Regions from separate parts of the Mus musculus genome. Here regions 1 and 3 are each linked to region 2. The links are chromatin loops, found by intact Hi-C in ENCODE. Cell type or tissue: gastrocnemius. All regions are shown on one strand. Links, peaks and the distances in the headings refer to the core of each region. The heading gives the core; the rest is flanking DNA.

Region 1 (5,000 bases), core at 1-5,000, 310 kb after region 2:
GGGTGACCCAGCTGCTGTACATGGTGTGCACAAACTCTACTTCTGTCCCTTACTGTCTAACTGGCTCACTTCCCTATTTCCTGACCTTTGTTCTTGAAAGCAAGAATCTATACTATGATGCTTTATTTTGTCTACCATCACTAAATAGTTGCTGATGAATGATGGACTAAACAAATTGAAATGAAATAAATTTACCACCTCTTTCTTGCAAAACTCACCTGTGTGTCTATTTCTGTGTCTTCTGGCAGTGGGAAAGGGACCTCTGATTTGAGCCAGTTCTATGACATTTAGTGTTTTTAAAACCATTCCTGGAACTTGGAAGGAATGAGGCAGACCTTAACTTTGTCTTTATTTTTTTAATATTTGACAGCATTCCTCTTAATAAATAAAAATTATAATCTGGTTATGGTGGTACATTCCTGTAATCCCAGCACTTGGGAGGCTGAGGCAGGAGGGTTGTAAATTCACAGACAATCTAGGCTACAAAGTGAGTAGCAGGCTACCCAGAGCTACAAAGCAGACCCTGTATTGAAAAAAAAAAAACAAATAAAATACTGTACTGTACATATACATGCATGGTTTTACATTAAAAATAGCTTTACCTGCTTTTGCTTGTAATTTTTCCTAACCTTAATTACTTTATGGAGTGGGAGTAGAGATCATCTACTCCCACTCCATAAAAACTAATAATTGCTACCAAATAAATTAAAGATGAGAAAACCAAAAATAAATGTGGAAACTAGAAGAAACTATTAATAAAGATCAAAGTGGGCTGTGTATCTAAATTAATTTCACTGACTGGTGTGGGGGACGGGTTAATAAAGATGTTAATAGAAACTCCCCAGGCGCTTTCTGCAGCACTCCTGAAGTGATATCATAATGAGTCCAATCAGAGCTCATAGATCCCGAGAATGCCTGTGGCTTCATTAGCAGCAGCGAGGGAGGACCACTGAAGCCCCAGGAAAGAGACCGCACTTGACAGTATGTTCCAGAAGCCAAGCTCAGCTTCAGAAATCCAGGCTTGGTGGAAAGATGTCATCAGGAAATATATCCCTAGCTTGTCCTCCTGTGCAGGGCATTGTTTAATTACCAAGCAATATGTATAGCTTGATAATGAATGCATACAGAAAGCTGTTAGGGTGATTGCCTCGGGGCCCAATGAGTCTGGATATTCTGAGTCAACTGCTTCCTGGCTAGGTGACCCTGGGACAGATATCTGACTCTTAAAGCTACAGCTCTCATCTATAAAGTGTGGATAGGGGCTGGAAGAACTGGCTCAGCCATTAAAGGCTAGGCTCACAACGAAAACAAAGTATGGATGGTAACATTGCTGCCATTTGATAAGGTGGTTATGAATCAAAGCAAGATGGCTTCATTTTACAACTATCTACTGATTAATTTCATGTACCAGTTAAGGGGCATGTGCAAAATTCTTCTGGAAGGACTAGAAGTCACTGGCTTGGCCTCTAGGAAATTCTAGAAATCTTTTTCTTGTAACATATTTTAGCAAAAAAAGCAGTGGCGATGCCGACACAGCGGATTTACGTGGCCCTGCTGCGTTCCTGGCAGGCGAGTAATGAGGGTTCTTCTAGGGAAGGCTCTGCAGGCACAAGGTGGGTAGGCATATGATGGCAGTTTAGATGTGGGGAACGGACAGGTACAGGCTTAACAGGCACTCAGACACACATAGGTAGGTGCTTAAAAACCTGAACATCAACTTTAACGATGTGGGAATCCAGACAACGTTTGGGCCCACGCAAGGCAAACTAAAAGTCAGTTGTGGTGCCTCAAGGTACGCTGGGCTTCCTGAAAGAGGCCAGGATCCCCAAGGTTCTAACTATAAAGAAAAGAGACAGTGTGTTCTTCAACACCCGTCGTGGTAGCTATACCATGGTGGGTCACTGAGCAGCTGGCCTCGAACACTGTGGCAACAAGAATGGAAGCATAGCTTTGGTGGGGCTTTTCTGAGAAGCTAGGCTCTGTGGCAGATACAGTTCAATGATAATTTTTCAGTACTGTGCTGTAAAAAGATTCAGGGAAACAATATGATAAAGAGAAATAGAGCAAAGCTGGATACTGACTCCCGTCCTTTTCAGTCAGGAAACGTCTCTCTGTGAGCCTGGGAAAGCATGTCCTCACCTGTCCTCCAACACTGACCCAGGCAAGTAGCAGTAGAGATTAGCAATTATGTGCAATAAATATTATATATAATATGTAGTATACTGTATATATGTATCATTACATATTGTGCATATACTTATGTATACTTCCTGGTACACAGGGAATATGTTTTAAATGATAGGCTAGCTCCCATTTTATGGCTCAGAGAACTGAAAGTAAAAAACTCCCTCAAGTTCTCCCAGACAATAAATGGAGGAACTTGGACTTTCCACTCAGAAGGTAGCTCCCTCCCTCTGAGTTCAGCCCAGGAAATCTCTCTCTCTCAGCAAGTTACTCATGGCTGCAGCTGACACCAGAGCAGAGGCAGTGTTAGCCTGGATTCTGCGATTTGCTCAGAGTTCTCTGAACCAACACATTAATGGTTTTTTATCCCTTTTGGGGAGAGGATGATTTTCAGTCCAGTATTTGTCTCCTGCATGACTCCCACAGCTCTTACACTGTTATATATATATGTATACATATATATATATACACATACATACATATATATATATATACATACATACATATATATGCCATATATATGCCATATATATGCCATATATATACATACATATCTATATCTATACCATATATATGAAATGATAATTACATAATTCCCCTCCTCCCTTTCCTCCTTCCAACTTTGTACATGTATCTCCCCATGCCTCCCTCTCCCTCTCCTTCTCCTTCTTCCTCTCTTTCTCCCTCTCCCTCTCTCAAATTCAAGATCTATCCCTAAATACATAAATACAACATGCTTAGTCCATTTAATGTTACCTGTATGTACAATCAGCCCTGAGATCATATACATGCAGGGAACATCTTAAAGTGGTTTTACAGTCAGAAGGAGAATTCAGGAGTGAAGCTCCACCATCTGACTAGATTGCTGCTGTCCTTCCCAGTTATTTCTTGCTTCCACCTAGTGGTTAAAAGTTGCAAAAGCAAGCATACCAAAAAAAAAAAATCAAAAAAACAAAACACAACAGGGTGTGGGCAAGGGCACAGATGGATTCCGGTGCCTGTGCCTCTGGGCTTTTTCTGCGTGCAGCTTTTTTTTTTTTTTTTTTTTTTTTTGCCTTTTTGACTTCCACTAAGTTCCCCCAGTGAAAAAACTCCCCAGATGAGGTGCTCTTTCCTGGAACTGAAAACCAGCCTAATCCCGGATGCTTCCCTGTGGCTGAGCTCATGAGGAAATCAGGCGTGCTTTTCAGCAGATATTTCTTTAAAAGTCCTAACAGCCTCAGTGGATGCTGCTCCCTTCTCTATGGGAACAGGCATCAAAGAGACAGGAGTAAAGTGCTTTGCACGCACATCAGGAACTAATTGCCAATTTGGCAAATGCATTGACTAATGTCACGCACTGTTATTTCTAAATCCTCTCCTGTCCTTGACCCCCAGTATCTAGATGTAAACTTGGAACCATTAGTGAAGAAGGATAAAGTCTTCTGGTGCCTCAAATGGAATTGAGAGGGATTTAAACTCAGCGCTTTTGAGCGTGGTGAAATGAACTCAGCAGTACCTTAATGCTAGGATTTGAGCTCACCCAGCGTGAGAGCTTTCAAAAACTGTGTTTAAGGAAGCAAACAGAGCCCGGCAGACCCTTTCAGGGGAGCAAACAGGGCTGGACCGAACAGTCAGTGACACATTAAAAACCACAACTGCGCTGTGATCATGTGGGCAGAAGAAAAAGTTCCTCTTTATCACAAGATCTTTGCATCTAATGAGACGGTGCCTGGACTGCCTCCAGAGAAGCAGGCCTCCGTATATGTTAACAGAGACACGTCTAAATATTTAGCTGATTCCCTGAAAAGCCCTATGTGATTTTGAAGCAAACAGGTCTCCAAGGTAAGACCTTGTCGTCTGTTGCCATTGAAAATCTAGACAAAAAGGGGACTTGGAAAAGAAAAATTAAATATATATATATATATATATATATATATATATATATATATATATATATATATATATATATATATATATATATATATCGTGATCAAAAGCATGAATGCTACCATTTCATTTTCTCTCAGAATGAACTATATTTTAATGCCCTTCAAGGGCTTAGGACAAACACCACAGCAGTTGTTACATTGTCTCAACTGAGTCTGTTTCTCTTCTCTGGTAGGCTTTCTGTCTGGATAGGGAAACCCGCACTGTGTGGGTGGGCATAGCCTCTGTTTAGTTGGCCTCAGAATGCCTGAGGTTCCAATGACTCTGAGTGCATTTTCTTGTGAATGGAGGGAGGAGGTACCAAGGCTGGGGGAACTTTGTAAAAACATCTAAAGGCTTCTGTTGCTCAAATTCACACTACTGTCTCTCGGTTAATAGACCTTAGCCAAGATGAACATCTGGTTTGTTCTAAGCCTCTGGGTTCTCCAGTGCCACAAACCCAGCCCAGATAGCCTTGTCAGTTGGGGCTTTAACCTCTTCAGACATTGGGGTAGAAGAATTCCCTTTAGGACTCTATCTTTGCTTGGGGCTGCTTAGGGAGAGTCACTAAAATCTCCCCCTCCCCCATGCAGGCCAGCAGCCTCAGTGCCGTCAGCTTGATTAATGTGTCTTGGCTAATTGTGTGAAAGATAGCAGCCCTTTAATGAGTGTGACCAGTGTATTGTTCAGCCAATCATAGACACCTCCGTTAGCATGTGAAAGGGGGGTGCCTTGCAGGAGGAGGCTAGGGAGTGCTGGAGGCTGAGTCAAAGGATGAGAGTTTGGGGTGGGGTGGGGGTGAAGAGCAACACCCACTCCTTTGAGGGGAAGTTACCGTGCTCTGCTAACCCTGCAAACCTCCTAGTCAAAGAGCTTTTTCTCCTCCCTCTTTTTTCAAGATCTGTTTT
Region 2 (7,775 bases), core at 1,352-6,351:
CCTGTTCCTGCATAAGGGAGATGGTGGTCTTCTCATTGGTGGGTTCCTTAAAGTAAGCCCTAAAACATAGACAGTTGGCAAAATAATTTGCTTCTTTTCATTGCATGTTTACACCTTTGAGAGCTTGTTTGGAGGTTTTAGTAGGGAAATTCAAGTGAAACTCCTGGATGCCTTTGACCAAAGAAAAACAGGCTCTCCTCTATTGGGTAAAAGTTGTCCTCGGAGCCGGGCATAGTGGCGCACGCCTTTAATCCCAGCACTCGGGAGGCAGAGGCAGGCGGATTTCTGAGTTCGAGGCCAGCCTGGTCTACAAAGTGAGCTCCAGGACAGCCAGGGCTAAACAGAGAACCCCTGTCTCGAAAAAACAAAAACAAAACAAAACAAAAAAACAACAAACAAACAAACAAAAAAAGTTGTTCTCAGTAGTGGGGCTGGCAGCTCTGTGAGGGATAGACATGGAACAGTGAAGGAGGAAGGGGACACCCACCTAGCCAGCCAGATCAACTGAATCAACCCTGGAAATCAATGAATAGGGGAACATGGCGCAATCAGATCATTCTATGCCTTTAATTAACAACAGAACCACACAACTGAAATGTCCTCTATCAAAGGCTTGGCTGGAAAAAAAAAGTGGCCTTTCAGAAAGATGATCTTGGAAATATGCAGTTGTCCCAATCATTCCTTTGGCATCCCTGAGTTTCATTCTTAATTGGATTCAGCCACTACAAGGTCATGTGTGCCTTCTCTTGTGTGTCCCAGTTGTCATTGCTACCACTGACCAATGCCTGTGGGTTGCAAGGACAGCGGCAGTGATACTGTGCCTGCTGGGTGCTGGGTCTAGTCTTTCTTTTTCTTCCAATGTATTTATTGCAGTGTGCTATCCCAGGGGTTTTACTGTGGAAACTTAAAAAAAATATTTGTTGAATGAGGTATGGAATTTCCTGTAAATACATGAGTCTTTAAATCATTCAGTGTCACTCTATAAAAACCCACAGAAGTCTGGGTTAGAATTTGGTGCTAGGAAAACTTCTACTTTCCCCAAGGAACAAGTAGGCTGCAATGAGCACCACAGTCCTGACTACATTGCTGTTTTTCTCTTTTTCACTTAGGAATCTGTGTTAAATCTGAATTTTAATCACAATAACTGTAATGAAATTTGTGTAGTGCTATATCTGTTTTATTGTCCTCTTGATTAAAAAAAAGAATTGTTTGATTATTTTATTGGTTTGGCTAGGGGGAGGGGAGCTGTAATAACCTGTTTAAAATATGTTGAGGGAAAAGGGATAGAAAATTAAAACAAACAAACAGACAAACAACTCCTTTAATAGGCTACCTCCATCATCAAGGCTCTCTTCTCCTTTTGCTTCTGTTTCTGTCCAAAACCTTTTGATCTAAGAGAGTCTTTAGATTGTTGGTTTCAAGTCAACCCTGGCTCATGGAATCCACAATAGGATCTAGTTCCAGCTGGCGGCAAAGAAGTCTACAGCAAAGGCCACAACCAAAGGAGACTGAGGACAAAGGACCGTGCCAGGCTGCCTGGGCTGCAGGCCAGCAAGTTCGCAGTAAGCTCATAGGGAAGGTGTGCCTGTGTAGGCAGGGATGAGAAGACGCCAAGGTGGTGTCCGGCCAACTTTATTCTATCCAGAGTTAATGAAATTGTCCACAGTGGTTGTCCAAAGCCTTCCAGAGTCTCAGTAAACCTCAGGTGCATGGACACACAAAAAAGCTGCTTCTAGATGGTTAACATTTACCCCCCACCCTTCTACTCTAACCTAAGCTGGGGGATGTGGTTTGAAACAGCTCAATCATCAATGTGCAATCTACCTAGGGGCCTCTTTCCTTTAAACCCAACTGCCAGCATGTTATCTCGTGAAACAAAACAAAAGCCAAACAAACAAAAGCCCGAAGGCACATGGATGAAAAGGAGAGTCCAAGTCACTGTACGTTGCACACTTACATGCTCTTTAAGGTGTCAGCCTCAGAGGGCTGGTTGTACTCAGCCAGGGAAGTACTGAGGCAGGCAAGGGTCTTGTTCCTTAGTTCTGGGTCTGTGAAAACAGAGAATCCTCCATCAGCAAATGGCCCAGGCAGTTTTACCAGAAGGAAATCAGGCGAGGGGAAATGTCTATGCTAAAGCTGTACACAATGCAGATGAGAGTAACAAACCCACGTGGGGACCAAAGATGGCCTGTGGTAGGTGACATTAAACTCACTAAGGTATCCTCTAGGAAAGAGACAGTATGTGTCTAGAACCAGAAAACTATTTTAGCCTTTAAACAGGACTCTCTCCTGGCTATGTAGCAGATGGAAACAATCCGAAAAGACAAGGCAACCTTTTTGTTTGTTTGTTTGTTTGTTTGTTTTTTCCGAGACAGGGTTTCTCTGTGTAGCCCTGGTTGTCCTGGAACTCACTCTGTAGACCAGGCTGGCCTCGAGCTCAGAAATTCGCCTGCCTCCGCCTCCCAAGTGCTGGGATTAAAAGTGTGTGCCACCATACCAGGCCCGACAAGTCAACTTTTAAATATTTATTTATTTATTTATTTATTTATTTATTACACTGTAGCTGTCCTCAGACACTCCAGAAGAGGGAGTCAGATCTTGTTATGGGTGGTTGTGAGCCACCATGTGGTTGCTGGGATTTGAACTCCTGACCTTCGGAAGAGCAGTCGGGTGCTCTTACCCACTGAGCCATCTCACCAGCCCCTTAACTTTTATAAAAATGTACTTATTTTATTTGTTGGCAATGAAAAATTAGAGACAGTTTAACAGACTTGGGAAGTGACTTATACATGAGTGTGGTACTTAAATTTATAGGTAAGGGCTAGGAACAACTCACAGGTAGAATGTCTTTCTCGCTGTATTCAAACCTTGATACTACTCAGGAGATTAATAAATAGGAAAGAAAAGAAAGATAAATACTGAAAGTGTAGAAAGTATTTATGGTATAACAATAAAAAAATATAGACTATAGAAAAGTAGAAAAGTGATAGAATTCATTAAAACCTAGAGAAGGATTGCTTCGCATACCAGGCCGGCCAGAGTGAACATTCACACCCATCTCAAAAATCAAACAACAATCACAAAAAAACTAGATGGCTAAGGATTGGAAGAGAAAATAGACAAAAGAATATTATGTTAGATTAGAAGATTTAAGTATGTTTAAATTGTTTCCTTAAAAGCCCAGTGTGGTTATAACACTAAAAGCAAACTGCTTTAAACAGTGTTCAGTTTGATAGTGCTCCCCGACCCCCAGGGTTCCTTTGTAACTGGGCTCCCGTTGGCCATTCTCGCACACTGAGGTAATACTCTCACACACATCACCTCCAGCCTTTGGAGTGGGGAGAGTCTATAAGTGTCCAATGTAACTGAGAAATGTACCTGAGAGTTTCTTTTGCTTTCTATATGGGATATTATTGGGTAGTAGGAGATGATTATAGTACCTAAGGTATCTCCATGACAAGGGGACCTCTGTGAGAATTTCTTTATTGAACATGGCTGCCTGGGAGTAGGGAAGGAGAGGGGATGGGGCATGACACATTCTCATTGAAGGCATGCTCTGCCTTGTACTATTTTTCTGAGCTTGGGTACAGAGCACATGATGACCACCAGAGGGCGCAATTGTACCATCCAGAAGTGGAGGCTTACACTGGTGTTACTCCACCCTGTATGATCAGAACTGATCTGTGTGAGCTAGAGAAGGGGGTTTCTTTCCCTTAGGAAAATAACTTGGTATTTAGGCATTGAATTTTGACATCTATAAAATAAACGATGCAGGGTGTAGAACAAAAACCTTGTATACTCATTACCCATGGACTTTCTATTTAGTCGTGTAAGATTTGAATAGTCTCACATATTTGATTCACATTTTTCCAATAATGAAATGAAGCATTTATTTATGAAGAATCATGGCTTTATGGAAGAAAAGAAAGAGACATATGGAAGAGCCAGTGGTATTACGCATCAAGAGAGCAAGCTAGGGAAGCTGAATTTGATTTATAACAACTTGCTCTCGAAGCCATTAACCCACTGAGGGAACTACACTAAGCTTTCACAAGAGAGGTGTCCCTGTGATCGAATTACCTTTGATTTGGTCTCACTATGTAGCCCAGGCTTGCCTGGAACTCAGTCTTCCTGTTTCAGCTTTCCAACTGTGGGATTGAAGATGTGTGTCAGCTCATCTGATGGGACTTTTATGATTGCTTCAAATTGATAGATTAATTTATGGATCATTGTCTTGTCTTGTCTTGTCTTGCCTTTGCTTGCTTGCTTGCTTTCTTTCTTTCTCTTTCTCCCTCCCTCCCTTCCTCCCTTCTTCCCTCCTTCCTTCCCTTCCTCTCTCTCTCCCTCCATCTCTTCCTTCCTTCCAGAAAGAACCTTGCAGCTAGGCTGTGGTGCACACCTTTAATCCCAGCACTCAGAGACAGAGGCAGGCAGATCTCTGTGAGTTCAATACCAGCCTGGTCTACAGATGGAGTTCCCGTAGAACTCCCTGTCTCGGGGGAAAAAAAAAACCAAAAAAACCCCAAAATAGATAAAATAAATAAATAAATAAAAATAGTAAAAGAAAGAAAGAAAGAAGCTTGCTAGGTCCCCCAGGCTGGTCCTAAATGCCACTGCACCCTTTTTAGAATTGTCATCTTTATGGTAACAGCTCTTCCTATCTGTGCTTGCTATATCCAGGGTTATATAGAAGATTATATTTATTCATGTCTATTTTTATTTATTAAAATGAAATCATTTTTCATGTATTATCTTAAAATTATATTTTCCATATATATGTCCACAAGTTAATAATTAGCAATGATTATCTCTGAAAACTAGATCTCTGTGGGGGCTGCAGGGAACCAGCTCATTGAAAACTGATCCATAAATGGAAAGATTGATCAACTGTCCTGCCTCCTTATGTAAACTATACCACTGGCTAAGGGGAATATTCCTCTTTGTTGGCATCTCCCAACTAGTAAATGAGGAAGCACTGATAGAATTCCATCTGGCATTATTTTCGCCAGCCCCAGGACTGATGGATCTATAACTACTGGCATCAAAAAGAGACAAGTGAACATTCTGTGTCCTGAGAGACACAGAACTGGCCTTGCCAAACGGAAGAATGAAACCTGAATCTGATTAAGTCTCTAGACTCAAGGACTGAGTAACAGGAAATAGAAAAGCCATGAAACACAAGAACCCACAACAGGAGGACACAGCAGAATCAACACCATGGGAAACAGGACCAAGTGACCCAATTTTCTGAGCATAAACTAAAAGACGAAATAAACTAAAGTTAGGAATAAATAAACTAAAATTAGAAAGTAGAGTGGAATCTATAATTTAAATGACACATAGATCATATTAACTAATTATAATTAACTCAAAATTTACAACCGTAAAACAAGTAAGAACTTGAAAACTATGAAAACATCGTCAGTATACTTAAGAATTCTTTGGATTTTTAGGTGCCATAATGTCTTAGTTATGTTTCTACTGCTGTGATGAAACATCATGATAAAAGCAACTTGGGGAGAAAGGGTTTACATATCCTGAGTCACAGTCTATTGGGGGAAGCCCAGGTAAGAACTCAAATAGAGCAGGAACCTGCAGGCAGGAGCTGATGCCGAGGCCATGGAAGGGTGCTTCTTACTGTCTTGATCCCCATGGCTTGCTCAGCCTGCTTCCTTATAGAACCCAGGACCACAAGCCCAGGGATGACCCCACCCACAATGGGCTGGGCCCTCTCCCATTAATCACCAATTAAGAAAATGCCCTGTAGGCTTACCTGTAGTTGGACTTTATGGAGGCATTTTCTGTTGAGAGTTGGTCTGGTGCTGTGTCTACAAATGCTAAATTCTGAACCCCAAGATCTGGTTGCCACTGGTGAGCAGATTCTCACATACGTTTGTTGTATAAACCTTGCTCCCCAATTTAAAGCTATTGGTTAAATAAAAGGGACTACAGATAATTACTGGGGAGAATAGAGGTACTTTGGTTACTACTGGGCTGAGGGTCTCAAGTAAGGACCACGAGGAGAGAGGAGGAGGAAGGAGAAAGAGAATGGAGGAGAAGGAGAAAGAAAGACAGAGAAAATGAGGTCTCCATTAGGTGAGATGGACCAGGAACACATGGCCAAACTCTATGTCCCTTGATGGCGCAGAAATAACCTAGGCAAGACTCAAACAGCAAGTACTTAGGGAGCATGGCTGGGGAGTTAGCAGTCTGTGTATAGACAATAGATTGGGTGTAATTGTGCTAAGGTGGCCGGGTCATATTAATAATGAATATTTATTAAATAGCATTTAAAAGTGCCATTTACATCCCCCTTTCTGGTGACTACAGCTTGTGTCAAGTTAATATGAAACTAGACAAGAAAAATGACCTCACAGTTACGTCAAGAGTCCTTTCTTGTTTTGTTTTGTTTTGTTTTTCTAGAACTGTGTGGGTTAAATGGGTTAAATGATATAAGCCTGGAATTGATTTAAAAGTGATAAGAAAGAGAGGATGGAGTTGGTGTTATATGGAGAATGTTGGCCAATGAGAGTGTTGTTTCTCCAAGCTATTCTCTAATGGGGGCATGACTCTCTGTACTGTCCTGGTGCCTTTGTATACACTTAGGGTTTTCCATAATAATGGTTAATTTTAAATTCAACTTATGCTTATTATCTTGTCAGCTCTATGTCAACTTGACATGAGCTGTAGTTATCTAAAAGAAGGGAACCTCAATTGAGAAAATACCTCCATAAGATCTGGCTGTAAAGCCTTTTCTTGGTTAGTGATCAGGGGAAGGGGCTCAGCCCATTGTGGGTGGAGCCATTCCTGGGCTAGTGGTCCTGGGTTCTATAAGAAAGCAGACTGAGCAAGTCATGTGAACCAAGCCAGTAAGCAGCACCCCTCCATGGCCTCTGCATCAGCTCCTGCCTCCAGGTTCCTGCCCTGTTTGAGCTCCTGTCCTGACTTTCTTCCATGATGAACAACAATATGGAAGTGGGAGCCCAATAAACCCTTTCCTTCCCAACTTGCTTTTTGGTCATGGTGTTTTGTTGCAGCAACAGAAACCCTGTCACCCACCCTGGGGACACACATCTGAAATCCCAGATCTTGGGAAGCAGAGTCGGGAGGCAAGGTCATCTTCCTCTATATAGTGAGTTCCAAACTGTCCTGGGCAACATGAGTCCCTGTTTCAAAGAAACAAAGCAAAACAAAAACAAAGAAAAGGAAAAGTACTTCATTTACATTTGGTGTCTTGAAAGGCTATCCAACTGATTTTACAAATCTGTGTATAGTAATCAGTCTATTTGTTTTTAATGTCTTGTCTGTTATGATTTGGGTAGTAAATGCCTCTCACGAGTTATGTGCTAAAAAAGGTATTTGCCACGAGCCTGTGCTGATAGTGGAAGGTAGTAATACCTTTAGAATTTGAGCCTAGGGGAAGAAAGGTTATGGGGTGTAGATATTGAGACTCCTGTTCCTTCTTTTTTTTCTCTACTTCCCACTCCGCCCCATGCTCTCTGCCATGATGTTCTGCTTTCTACAGCCCAAAGCAAGAGGCGTGTGACCAGGGATTGAACCCCCTGCAACTGAAACCAACTAAAGCTTCCATTCTTATCTCTGACACAAATCCGACGAACATCAGTACAGTCCTATGTGATAACATCATCTGGAATACTGAGAATCATCTACTCCTTCCGGTCCACTCACCACCACCTCTTTCGGGTCGCTCATCATCTCCTACTTCCGGTCAGTTCACCATCTCCACTTCCGGCCCTCTCAGCATCCCCTACTTC
Region 3 (5,000 bases), core at 1-5,000, 210 kb after region 2:
GGTCACAAGCCAGGACACCTGCACCCCCCACCTCCCATGCCATCTCACCGTGTAGCCCTAGTTGGCCAGTACTTGCTAGGCAATCCAGGCTGGCCTTGAGTTTTCAGCAGTCCTCCAGCCTCAGCCCCCCTCCCCCCCCCCAGCAGTGGGATTACAGGCATGTGCCGCCAAACCTGAATAAACTTTTCACTTTATTTTGTAATTTAATACCTATATGCCTTTATGATATAACAAAATAAATCAATATTCATACACAATGTGTAGTAGTCAAATCAGGGTAAAATAAGGATTTCTGTCTTCTCAAATAGTATTTCTATTTGCTGGAAAACATTGCTTGCTCTCTTTTTTAGATTTATTTATTTTTATGTGTATATGGGAGTTTTGCCTGCATGTATGTTTGCCCACCATGAGTCCCATGGAAGCCAGAACTGGACAAGAATTATGGATACTTGTGAGCCAGCATATGTGTTCTGGGAACCAACTGTATCTTCTGCAAAGACAAGTGTTCTTAGCTGCTTAGCCATCTCTCCAGTCCCTTCTCTTTTACTCTGAAACACTGTTGTAGACTGTGGTTAGCCAACTCTACAGTAGAACACCAGAACTTTTAAGTCTTTGTACCCAGCTCTGTTTTGTTGGCCTATAAACTGATTTCTTTCAGTTCCCATGTGATTCTGTACCTTTCCACTTTTTTAGTAACTGCTATCCCACTCTCTTGCTTAAGATCAATATTAAATCACTACAAACAAACAAATAAGAACATGAAGTAAGTCTCTCTGTGGCTGCCTAGTTTCACTTGTCCATCAGTCCTTTCATCTTTGGTGTAAGTGACAGGACTTCAGTTTTTTATGGCTCAGTAACAGTGTTAGGCACATATGTCTTACTTTCTTCATTCATTCACACTTTGATGGGCAGCTTGGTTGGTACCAGATCTTGGCTACTGGGAATGGTGCTGTGCTTAGCATAAGAGCACAGGTGTCTCCTTCATGTAAGAGTTAATTTCTTTGCATAAATACTTGGTTGTGAGAGTGCCAGTTCGTAGGGGAGTTCAAGGGTTCTCGACCTTCCTAATACTGTGAGCCTTTTAATACAGTTCCTCATGTTGTGGTGACTCTCAGCCAGAACATTGTTTTTGTTGCTACTTCATAACTGTCATTTTGCTACTGTTATTAATAGAAATGTTAGGCAAGATATCTGATATGTGACTCTCAAAGGAGTCGTGACTCACAGAGTTCTTGAGAACTGCCGGTGTAAAGAAACCTCCATAAGTGTTTTAGTTAGGATTTCTACTGATGCCATGACCAAAAACAACGTGCAAGAATGGGTTTATTTCACTTATTTATTATTTATTTATTTACATTCTACCCTACACTTTCAGGTAATAGTTTATAACTGAGAAGTCAGGGCAAGAACCTGGAGTCATGAACAGAGGCAAAAGCCATGGAGGGATGCTGTTTACTGGCTTGCTCCTCACAGCTTGCTCAGCCTGCTTTCTTGTAGAACCCAGGACCACCTGCCCAGGGGTGGCCCCACCCATAGTGAGCTGGGCTCCCCCACATCAACCATTGATCAAGAAAATACCCCTGCAGATTTGCCCCCAGGCCAGTCCTATGGAGACATTTTCTCAGTGAAGATCCCCTCTTCCCAGCTGTGACAGGAACCACCCAGCACAGTTTTCCAGTGGCCATTCCCACCGTGCATGTTTGAGTTTTCCTTCCTCTGTGTTCTCACCAGCATTTGCTACTTAGTCCTTTGAATCACAGCCATTGTGACTGGGTTGAGGTACTGGCTCTCTGTCCCTTTGATTTACAATTCTGCTTAGTGATACTGAGCGTCTTAATCTAACTTGGGGTCATTTGTGTGTCTTCAGACCATTTGCCAGAGTTTTGATTGGAGTTCTTCGTTGTGCTGTTCTTTAGTTATTATAATATCTGAATGTGTAGCCTTCTCTGTTGGACAGTTTGCAAATAACTCCTCTCAGTGTGTGGGTTGTCCCTTCACTCTGATACCCGTTTCCCTCACTGTGTAGAAGCCTCTTAGTTGGATATAATCCCATTAGTATGTTTTTACTTTTGCCTGTGGTTTTGGGAGTCTTATCCTAAAAGTATCTACTCTGATCACATGTCTTGAAGCATTTCCTTTGTGTTTTCTTCTAGTAAGTTCAAAGTTTCAGGTCTTAATTTAAGTCTTTGATTCTTTCGAGTTGTTTTTTGTATATCATGAGAGGGAGGAATTTAGGTTTCATTCCACATGTACTGCCTGACTCTTGCCCAAAAAAATGTTGTGGCAGCCACATTCTCAGCAGTGGGTGGGAAAGCCAGTCTCCCCACACCCTCTCTTTTGGAAAGCAGTTGTTGATTACCAAGCAGACTTGCTTATAGGGACGCAGTGAGCCCGTATCAGTTAATTACTTTCAGATATGTGACACCCACAGGACATCTGCTCTTAAGTGACAGCTGAGACTGGCCTGGTGAGACTCTGGCGTTCTGCCAAAGCTCTGGAACCTGACTTCTGACTCGTGACCTTCTTGCTGCTCCTTAGATGGTTTCTGCAGCTCGTTTCACCGATACACCCACAGTGACAGACCTTGTCCAGCCTGTGCTGACTGACTGATGGAGCTTCTTAGAACATTCCCCACGTTTCTCAAGCTTGTCCTTGGAATATTCTGGAAGCTTTTCTTCCTTTCTCCCTCCTTCCCTTCCTTCCTTCCTTCCTTCCTTCCTTCCTTCCTTCCTTCCTCCCTCCCTCCCTCCCTCCCTCCCTCCCTCCCTCCCTCCCTTTCTTCCTTCTTTCCTTTCTTCTTTCCTTCCTCTATCTTTCTGGTGACAGTAGAGCATGGTAGATTCTGGGTTTGAATCCTGCTTTTAACTGTGTGACCTTGGGCAGGTGACTTTCCCTTTCTGTTCATTGGATTTGTTTCTTCATGTGCCAAAATGGGAGTAATAATCATATCTGCCCCACTGTTCTTGTGAGGCCTAGGGCAGGTGAAACAGACAAAGAGACCTTTGTGGGAACAAGAGATACAGGTTCTCACACCCTTAATCCACAAAGCCTGCTACCCACCAGGAATCTCTCTTTTCTTGTCAACAGTGAATGAAATGTGACGGTCCCTCCGATGTCTGCTCTCTTATCTTATCGAGAGAGAGAGAGAGAGAGAGAGAGAGAGAGAGAGAGAGAGAGAGAAACAACACCCCTCTAGATACGGGAGGATGCCAAGATGTCTCCAAGGATGAGCTGCCGCCGATCTGTATCTTACATGAGAAAAATCTCCTTAAAGTTTGAGGAAGAGATTTCTTTAAAAATACCATCTTCACGACTAACAAAAATCACCCACATCAGACCACTCTGACAGCTGATAAGAAGCCTGCTCTCTGTCAGTCGCAACTCGAGTCTCCCGAAATCAGTGCAGGCCTCTTCCTTAACCCATTTTTCCTTTAATTAGAACTTTTTGCCTGAGACTTTCTGATCTAGATTTAGTTTTTATTTCCATAATAACTGGGACACACACACACACACACACACAAAAAGCCGGGCGTGGTGGTGCAGATTTCTGAGTTCGTGGCCAGCCTGGTCTACAAAGTGAGTTCCAGGACAGCCAGGGCTATACAGAGAAACCCTGTCTCAAAAAACAAAAACAAAAAAAAACCAAAAAAAAAAAAGCAAAACAAAAAAACAAAACAAAAAACAAAAAACAAAACTGGGACAAGGTTTCTTTAAGTTGGTATCAGAGGCAACCCAGACCAAGCGTTGAGACAAATGGAGCCTCCAGTCAGTATATAATAGATATAGCTATGATCTTGGGAGAGGTCATTTTCCAAACGTTTCTTTTCTTCAGCTCAGCAGTTGTACTTGTTGGGGAAGAATAAGACCCAGAAAAAAAGGCGCGCGAGAGAGTGTGTGTGTGTGTGTGTGAATATCTGCACATGTGGTTCATATATATATATATATATATATATATATATATATATATGTATGAGTGTGTGTATATTGTATATGTATGAGTGTGTATGTGTGTATGAATGTGTGTGTGAATATATTTGTGTATGGTGTGTGTGTATGTGTGTTATGTGTGAATATCTATGTGTGTTGTGTATGTGAATATGTGTATGTATGCATGTGTCAGTGTGTATGTATGAGTGTGTATATTGTATATGTGTGTGTATGAGTGTGTATGTGTGTATGAATGTGTGTGAATATCTATGCATATGGTATATGTGTATGTGTGTTATGTGTGAATATCTGTGTGTGTGGTATATTTGAATGTGTATGTATATTTGAATGTGTATGTATTTGAATGTGTATGTATGTATGTATGTGTCAGTGTGTATGTATGAGTGTGTATATTGTATATGCATATGTCTGTGTAAAAGTGTGTATGTGTGTTTGAATGTGTGTGTGAATATCTGTGTGTATGGTGTGTGTGATGTGTGTATGTATATGTCAGTGTGTATGTGTCTGTGGTGTGTATATGTGTATGTGCAAGTATGTATGTGTATATGTGTGCGAGTGTATGTGTGTGTGTGTGTATGTATGAGCGAATGTACGAGTGTGTATCTGTGTGTGAGTCTGTGAGTGTATGAATGTATGTGTTAGTATACATGTGTATACATGCATGCATGTGTATGTATGTATATATATGTCTGTTAGAGTGTATGTATGAGTGTGTATGTATGTGTGTATGTGAATGTATATTTGTGTGTGAATGTTTTGTATGTGAGTGCGTGTATGAGTATGTGTGGTATGTATGTGTATATGAGTATATGTGTATATTTGTATGTGTAAAACAGGCTAGCTGGGTGTGGTGGGTCATGCCTCTAATACCATTTGAGAAACTGAGGCAGGAAAATTGCTGTGAGTTCCAACCCAGCCCTGGCTATAGAGTGAGAGAGACCTTTTCAAAAAAACTTACAGTAAATTAGTCAATCAATTAAATAAATACAGGCCAAAGATGGATACTTTTGTGTGTTAGAAAGTATCAGAAGTAAGAGAAGCTAGTGAGGCCC

The links. Hi-C counts contacts between places; a loop is a spot of excess contacts. Peaks named below come from ENCODE experiments on the same cell type or tissue, not always from the same donor. Only the 100,000 strongest peaks of a DNase experiment are listed, where the experiment ranks them.
Region 1: a loop joins it to region 2, with 7 times the contacts of the local background. A loop is called at or near these places in 21 of 42 quality-filtered maps.
Region 3: a loop joins it to region 2, with 3 times the contacts of the local background. A loop is called at or near these places in 2 of 42 quality-filtered maps.

Annotation. Positions count from the first base shown.
Region 1 is chr1:59,315,003-59,320,002 of GRCm38, reverse strand. The region is part of intron 10 of Cdk15 (cyclin-dependent kinase 15); the gene reads right to left. Among named protein-coding and RNA genes, the nearest start is that of Gm51625, 51 kb to the left of the region's middle. In gastrocnemius, for the core only: a CTCF peak has its summit at 3,082 (motif pointing left); DNase peaks (open chromatin) are centred at 3,235, 3,831 and 4,763; H3K4me3 peaks cover 568 bases; H3K27ac peaks cover 824 bases.
Region 2 is chr1:59,619,360-59,627,134 of GRCm38, reverse strand. It overlaps Gm973 (predicted gene 973), which reads right to left. Exons shown (of 19, transcript NM_001357842.1): 12 at 1,958-2,048. Gm33833 (a long non-coding RNA gene) reads left to right here and starts at 7,223. Exons shown (of 3, transcript XR_373431.3): 1 at 7,223-7,775. In gastrocnemius, for the core only: a CTCF peak has its summit at 3,609 (motif pointing right); DNase peaks (open chromatin) are centred at 1,534 and 3,608.
Region 3 is chr1:59,407,256-59,412,255 of GRCm38, reverse strand. All of the region lies in intron 2 of Gm33724 (a long non-coding RNA gene), which reads left to right. Among named protein-coding and RNA genes, the nearest start is that of Gm33724, 9.2 kb to the left of the region's middle. In gastrocnemius, for the core only: no CTCF peak of the experiment used is centred there; a DNase peak (open chromatin) is centred at 2,478; H3K27ac peaks cover 2,776 bases.